2 separate regions of the Homo sapiens genome follow, and region 2 is linked to region 1. Evidence: chromatin contacts called from ENCODE Hi-C or POLR2A ChIA-PET data. All regions are on one chromosome and are shown on one strand. The core of a region is the stretch at or near the end of the contact, and the rest is flanking DNA. Distances in the headings are between cores, read along the strand shown. Region 1 holds the start of TEDC2 (tubulin epsilon and delta complex 2). Region 2 holds the start of AMDHD2 (amidohydrolase domain containing 2).

Evidence for each region. A loop is a pair of places that touch in the nucleus more often than their neighbours do. ChIA-PET counts read pairs that join two places held with the same protein, here RNA polymerase II (POLR2A). Pooled maps may share reads with other maps.
Region 2: a loop to region 1 is called in a pooled map, with 7 times the contacts of the local background. The contact joins the promoter of AMDHD2 here to the promoter of TEDC2 in region 1. A Hi-C loop is called at or near these places in 4 of 168 maps with a recorded cell type or tissue (CD4-positive, alpha-beta memory T cell, CD8-positive, alpha-beta T cell, OCI-LY7 and 1 more), 5 of 37 single-sample maps with no recorded cell type and 15 of 50 pooled maps. POLR2A ChIA-PET finds 5 or more read pairs at or near these places in 32 of 52 experiments (A549, B cell, CD4-positive, alpha-beta T cell and 26 more).

Annotation. Positions count from the first base shown.
Region 1 is chr16:2,458,739-2,461,405 of GRCh38, forward strand. It overlaps TEDC2 (tubulin epsilon and delta complex 2), which reads left to right and starts at 1,371. Exons shown (of 10, transcript NM_025108.3): 1 at 1,371-1,432; 2 at 1,545-1,643; 3 at 1,885-1,955; 4 at 2,078-2,486. The coding sequence starts at 1,407. It overlaps LOC105371050 (a long non-coding RNA gene), which reads right to left and starts at 1,240. Exons shown (of 5, transcript NR_188689.1): 1 at 1,176-1,240; 2 at 975-1,098; 3 at 72-216. It overlaps CCNF (cyclin F), which reads left to right. Exons shown (of 17, transcript NM_001761.3): 17 at 1-116. RefSeq lists enhancers at 1-659, 890-979 and a silencer at 1,360-1,709.
Region 2 is chr16:2,519,121-2,521,787 of GRCh38, forward strand. AMDHD2 (amidohydrolase domain containing 2) reads left to right here and starts at 1,251. Exons shown (of 11, transcript NM_001330449.2): 1 at 1,251-1,421; 2 at 1,649-1,785; 3 at 1,864-2,003. The coding sequence starts at 1,339. ATP6V0C (ATPase H+ transporting V0 subunit c) reads left to right here. Exons shown (of 3, transcript NM_001694.4): 2 at 98-281; 3 at 421-1,098. The coding sequence ends at 625. RefSeq lists silencers at 1,117-1,226, 1,397-1,466.

The DNA of each region.
Region 1 (2,667 bases), core at 121-2,620:
TGTCGACTGTGTGCCCCTGGGCATGTGTGAGCCTCAGTTTCCTCATCTGTAAGGGGGGCAATGATACCTACCTCACAGGGGTGTTGTGAGGATTAAATGTGAGGAGGATAGTGGCAGATGAGTGATGGACGTCCTTCACTGCCTCGGCCCCTTGTCCAGGGGCTCTTAATCCCAACTCTGCATGGAGTCAGTTCTCTGCTTTCTCCCAGCTTGCACCTGAAGGAGGAAACCACTCCAGGGGGACCTGGCCCCGCCTGCCTGTGGTGGGTGGGTTCCTGCATCACCCACCTGCTGACTGAGCATTTCCCTGCCTCCTCCTTCACAGAGAATCTCCAGGGAGGCAGGGCCACCGTCACCCTCCCCCACCGCTGATGGAGGGGCCCACCCGGAGCGCTGGGCCAGAGCTGCCTGGGTCCCAACCTCCCTGACAACTCCCTTTGTGCCCTCCTTCCCCTCTGCGATGGCACCTTCCCATTAACGACTATGGAATGGACTCACCTGTCCCATCTTTAAACAGCAACCCCAGGCTCTGTTTTTCTTTCAGCTACCGCCTGGGATTTCTTGCCCCCTAATTGTTTATTCTTGTTAACACCAACTACATGGGGCCCTGCTGCCTTCCTCACTTCCTCCCTCAGGTGTCCCCCGCATCACCGAAGGCCCTGTACCCCCGCCCCCCTGCTGTGCTGTGTACACCGCCGAGGCCTCAGCAGCACTTGGCCTGTGACCCACTCCCTCCCGTGACAGCCTCCTGTTGCCTCTGTGACACTGTCCTACTGCTCCTCCACCTCCCTGGCCATTGCGTGGGCCCCGTGATCTGTCCCTACCCGTCCCCTGCCCCACCAGGGGCCACCTCGCCTGGCCCACTGCTCCAAGGTCTGAGCTTCCTCCCCTCTGCCCAGTGCTATCACGTCACATGTCCAAAAGTGAACACTTTCTCCTCCTTCATCCCCGCCCCTGACACGCGGAATCCTCACCTCCAGCAACCCCGTCCTGTCCCTGTGCTCGGTGGCCCAGGCGTCAGCAAGACGGCTGGTCCCTGCGTTAAGAGCACTTTCAATAAGGACAGATGGAGCCTCTCGTATAACCTTCACCGGCCCCCTGCAAGAGAAGCGCGATAATGGCGCCCCCATCTACCCAGTTACCCAAACCAAAATCCCGGCGTCGCCCGCAGTCACCTCCCTGGCGGCCTCGGGGGCCCAGCTCCGAGCCGGAGTCCCCGTCAGACCTGGGAGGCAGGAGTGGGCGGGGCTTGAGGCTTGCCCGCAAGGAGGGAGAGAAAGCTTCGGGGGCGGCCCCTGAGCCCCGGTTCAGGATTGGGCAGCCCGGCCGGGAAGGGGCGGCCTTCCCTCCCGGAAGGGGCGTGGCTCTTCAGAGGCGGCAAATTGCAAGGAGACGCCGCCGCCTTCATGCTGCCGGCGGGCTGCTCGCGCCGGTGAGGCCTGCGCGGCAGGAGGGGGTGGGAGGATGCGGGCGGGCCGGTAGCCAGGCGCGGGGCCCGAGGCCCGACGCTGGCCGAGGTGCTGAGCCGCCGGTGCGTCCCCCAGGCTGGTGGCCGAGCTGCAGGGCGCCCTGGACGCCTGCGCACAGCGACAATTGCAATTGGAGCAGAGCCTGCGCGTTTGCCGTCGGCTGCTGCATGCCTGGTACGCGGACCCCGGACCCACTGGCCAGACCTCCCTCGGGCCCTCAGAGTCCCGCCCCGAGCGCCCAGGGCTGGGAGACCGGGCGCAGCCGCCCACTTCGGAGCTGTGGGTTGTCAGTGCCACCCTCCTTACCCTGCAGGCTCTGAGCTGGGGGCCTGCCGCGGGGCCCGGCGGCCCCCTCGGGTCTGTTTGGGCTGGGCCCTGCCTCCTGGCCGTGCGACGGCTGCCCGTGTCTTTGCAGGGAACCAACTGGGACCCGGGCTTTGAAGCCACCTCCAGGGCCAGAAACTAATGGAGAGGACCCCCTTCCAGGTAAACCTCCACCACCCGCCTTCTCCAGGTGCTGCTCTGGCCTGTCTGCTGGCGTGCAGTTGTGAGGAACCCTCCTGGGGGACAGTGGGGAGAGATCCCTGCATAATTCTTGGCTTTCACAGCATGCACACCCAGTCCACAAGACCTCAAAGAGTTGGAGTTTCTGACCCAGGCACTGGAGAAGGCTGTACGAGTTCGAAGAGGCATCACTAAGGCCGGAGAGAGAGACAAGGCCCCCAGCCTGAAATCTAGGTCCATTGTCACCTCTTCTGGCACGACAGCCTCCGCCCCACCGCATTCCCCAGGCCAAGCTGGTGGCCATGCTTCAGACACGAGACCCACCAAGGGCCTCCGCCAGACCACGGTGCCTGCCAAGGGCCACCCTGAGCGCCGGCTGCTGTCAGTGGGGGATGGGACCCGTGTTGGGATGGGAGCCCGAACCCCCAGGCCTGGGGCGGGCCTCAGGGACCAGCAAATGGCCCCATCCGCTGCTCCTCAGGCCCCAGAAGCCTTCACACTCAAGGAGAAGGGGTAGGTTTCCCGGACCCTCACTGGAGGGACTTCTGTCTCTGCCTCCTCAGACCCTGGCTAGCAAGGAGCCTGGGATTTGGGGTGACAGGGAAGGCAGGGCATCGAGCCCTGTGGCATACCCCTGAGGCTCATGCTCAGAAGCTGGCAGAATGAAGCAGCTGTGTGGTGGTGTCCAGGTTGG
Region 2 (2,667 bases), core at 1-2,500, 60 kb after region 1:
GGGGTGGCCCTTGGAGCTGTGCCAAAGCTACACCTCGGGGTCCTAGTCTCAACTGGCCTGCGTACTGCTGTGGGCTCACCCCGCCTTCCTCCCACAGCCCTGGGCGCTGCCTATGGCACAGCCAAGAGCGGTACCGGCATTGCGGCCATGTCTGTCATGCGGCCGGAGCAGATCATGAAGTCCATCATCCCAGTGGTCATGGCTGGCATCATCGCCATCTACGGCCTGGTGGTGGCAGTCCTCATCGCCAACTCCCTGAATGACGACATCAGCCTCTACAAGTGAGCACTGGGGTCAGGCCCCTGCCCAGGGCTGGAGGACTGCAGGGAGGGGGGCGGTTCACCTGTGGGTGGTGACCCGGACCCTTGTCTCCCCCTGGTTGGCAGGCTGCTGATGTCAGTCCTCTCTTCTCGCCCCCAGGAGCTTCCTCCAGCTGGGCGCCGGCCTGAGCGTGGGCCTGAGCGGCCTGGCAGCCGGCTTTGCCATCGGCATCGTGGGGGACGCTGGCGTGCGGGGCACCGCCCAGCAGCCCCGACTATTCGTGGGCATGATCCTGATTCTCATCTTCGCCGAGGTGCTCGGCCTCTACGGTCTCATCGTCGCCCTCATCCTCTCCACAAAGTAGACCCTCTCCGAGCCCACCAGCCACAGAATATTATGTAAAGACCACCCCTCCTCATTCCAGAACGAACAGCCTGACACATACGCACGGGGCCGCCGCCCCCAGTAGTTGGTCTTGTACATGCGCAGTGTCCTAGTGCCCATCGTCTGTTTCCCCGGCCTTGCCCCCGCCCGCCCCGTGCCGTGGACATCTGGGCCCACTCATCGCCCCTCCAGGCCCCCGGCGCCCCACCCCCTAGAGTGCTCTGTGTATGCGGATGATTTAGAATTGTCATTTCTCTTTACTGGATGTTTATTTATAAAGATCTGGCCTGTTCCTGCGTCTGCGGAGCGGCCCTTGTCTCCCAGCTATCTATAACCTTAGCTAGAGTGTCGCCTTGTGGGTTCCTGTTGCTGAGACTTCCTGGATGGAGCCGCCCTCACCGCCGGGCCCGTGGCCCTGCGCGGAGCTGTGTCCAATAAAGTTCTTGGATGTGACGGGCCTGTGTCTGCTCAGCTTGTTGGGGGCGGGGGCGGGCGGGCGGGCGGGCGGGCGCCGGGCGCTGCCGGTCACGTGGGCTGGCTCGATCACGTGGGCGCGGCGGTCACGTGGCGCGCCGCTTCAGTCAGCTGAAGGTCACGTGGGCGCGGTCTCAGCTCTCGGCTGGGGTTCGTCACTGGGCGCGGGATTTGGCCGCCGCGGGGCTCCGGAGCCGCTCGCTCCCGACACGGCTCACGATGCGCGGCGAGCAGGGCGCGGCGGGGGCCCGCGTGCTCCAGTTCACTAACTGCCGGATCCTGCGCGGAGGGAAACTGCTCAGGTGGGCGCGGGCCGGGGACTGCGGGGCTGGGGACCGGGCGGGGTGCAGGGTGCGGGGCCGGGGACCGGGCGGGGTGCAGGGTGCGGGGCCGGGGACAGGGCGGGGTGCAGGGTGCGGGGCCGGGGACCGGGCGGGGTGCAGGGTGCGGGGCCGGGGACCGGGCGGGGTGCAGGGTGCGGGGCCGAGGTCAGGCCCGCGATGCGAGCGCCCACCCACTGCGTCCCCAGGGAGGATCTGTGGGTGCGCGGAGGCCGCATCTTGGACCCAGAGAAGCTGTTCTTTGAGGAGCGGCGCGTGGCCGACGAGCGGCGGGACTGCGGGGGCCGCATCTTGGCTCCCGGATTCATCGACGTGCAGATCAACGGTGCGGCCCGGGGCCGGCAGGGGAACCCAGGGGAGGAGCTCTGAGCTCCATGCGACACTTCCTTTTCTGTGGCTGCAGGTGGATTTGGTGTTGACTTCTCTCAAGCCACGGAGGACGTGGGTTCGGGGGTTGCCCTCGTGGCCCGGAGGATCCTGTCGCACGGCGTCACCTCCTTCTGCCCCACCCTGGTCACTTCCCCACCGGAGGTTTATCACAAGGTGAGGTGAGGCTCCCTGGCTGAGGTGGAGGGGGCTCCCGGAGCAACCAGCGCCCTCATTTTCAAACTCACGCCCCACCCCCCACCCCCAGCACGTATTCCATGGTCCTGAGTCTGGCCTCCTTTGATGACCGGATCTGGGCCTGGGTCCCGCCCCTGTGCTTCTTTATCAGTTGTCGCTCTGCCTGGCCTCCCTAGACCCTCTGTCCTCCGCAGCTGTCTCCACACTGCTGGCTCAGCACCGTCTGAGCCATAGGCCGTCCCCACCCCCTGCACTGCACTCTGGCTGCCTCCAGGCTTCAGAAACCATCCCCTTAACCAAGGCCGCAGGGGATTCTGTGATTGGCACAGCGATAGTCCCTGGTCAGGCTCTTCCTCCCTAACCTGTCTGATGTGTGACTCAGTGGAACACGCCTTCCAGAAGAGACTCCCCCTGCTCCTGTACTGCTTGCCCCACGCTTCCATTTTCTTTCCTGCCCGGAAGAAATTTGGTTGTCCTTGGTCTTTTTTTATTTTAATTTTTACTTAGGTTCTACAGGGTTAACTTTTTGCTGTATGTTACTACTATTCAGGCTCCTCTTGGCTGTACCTGTGCTACTGTTTTTTACTGAACTATTTGAGAGTAGGTTGTATCCAACATGCTTTTTTTTTTTGTTTAGTTTTTT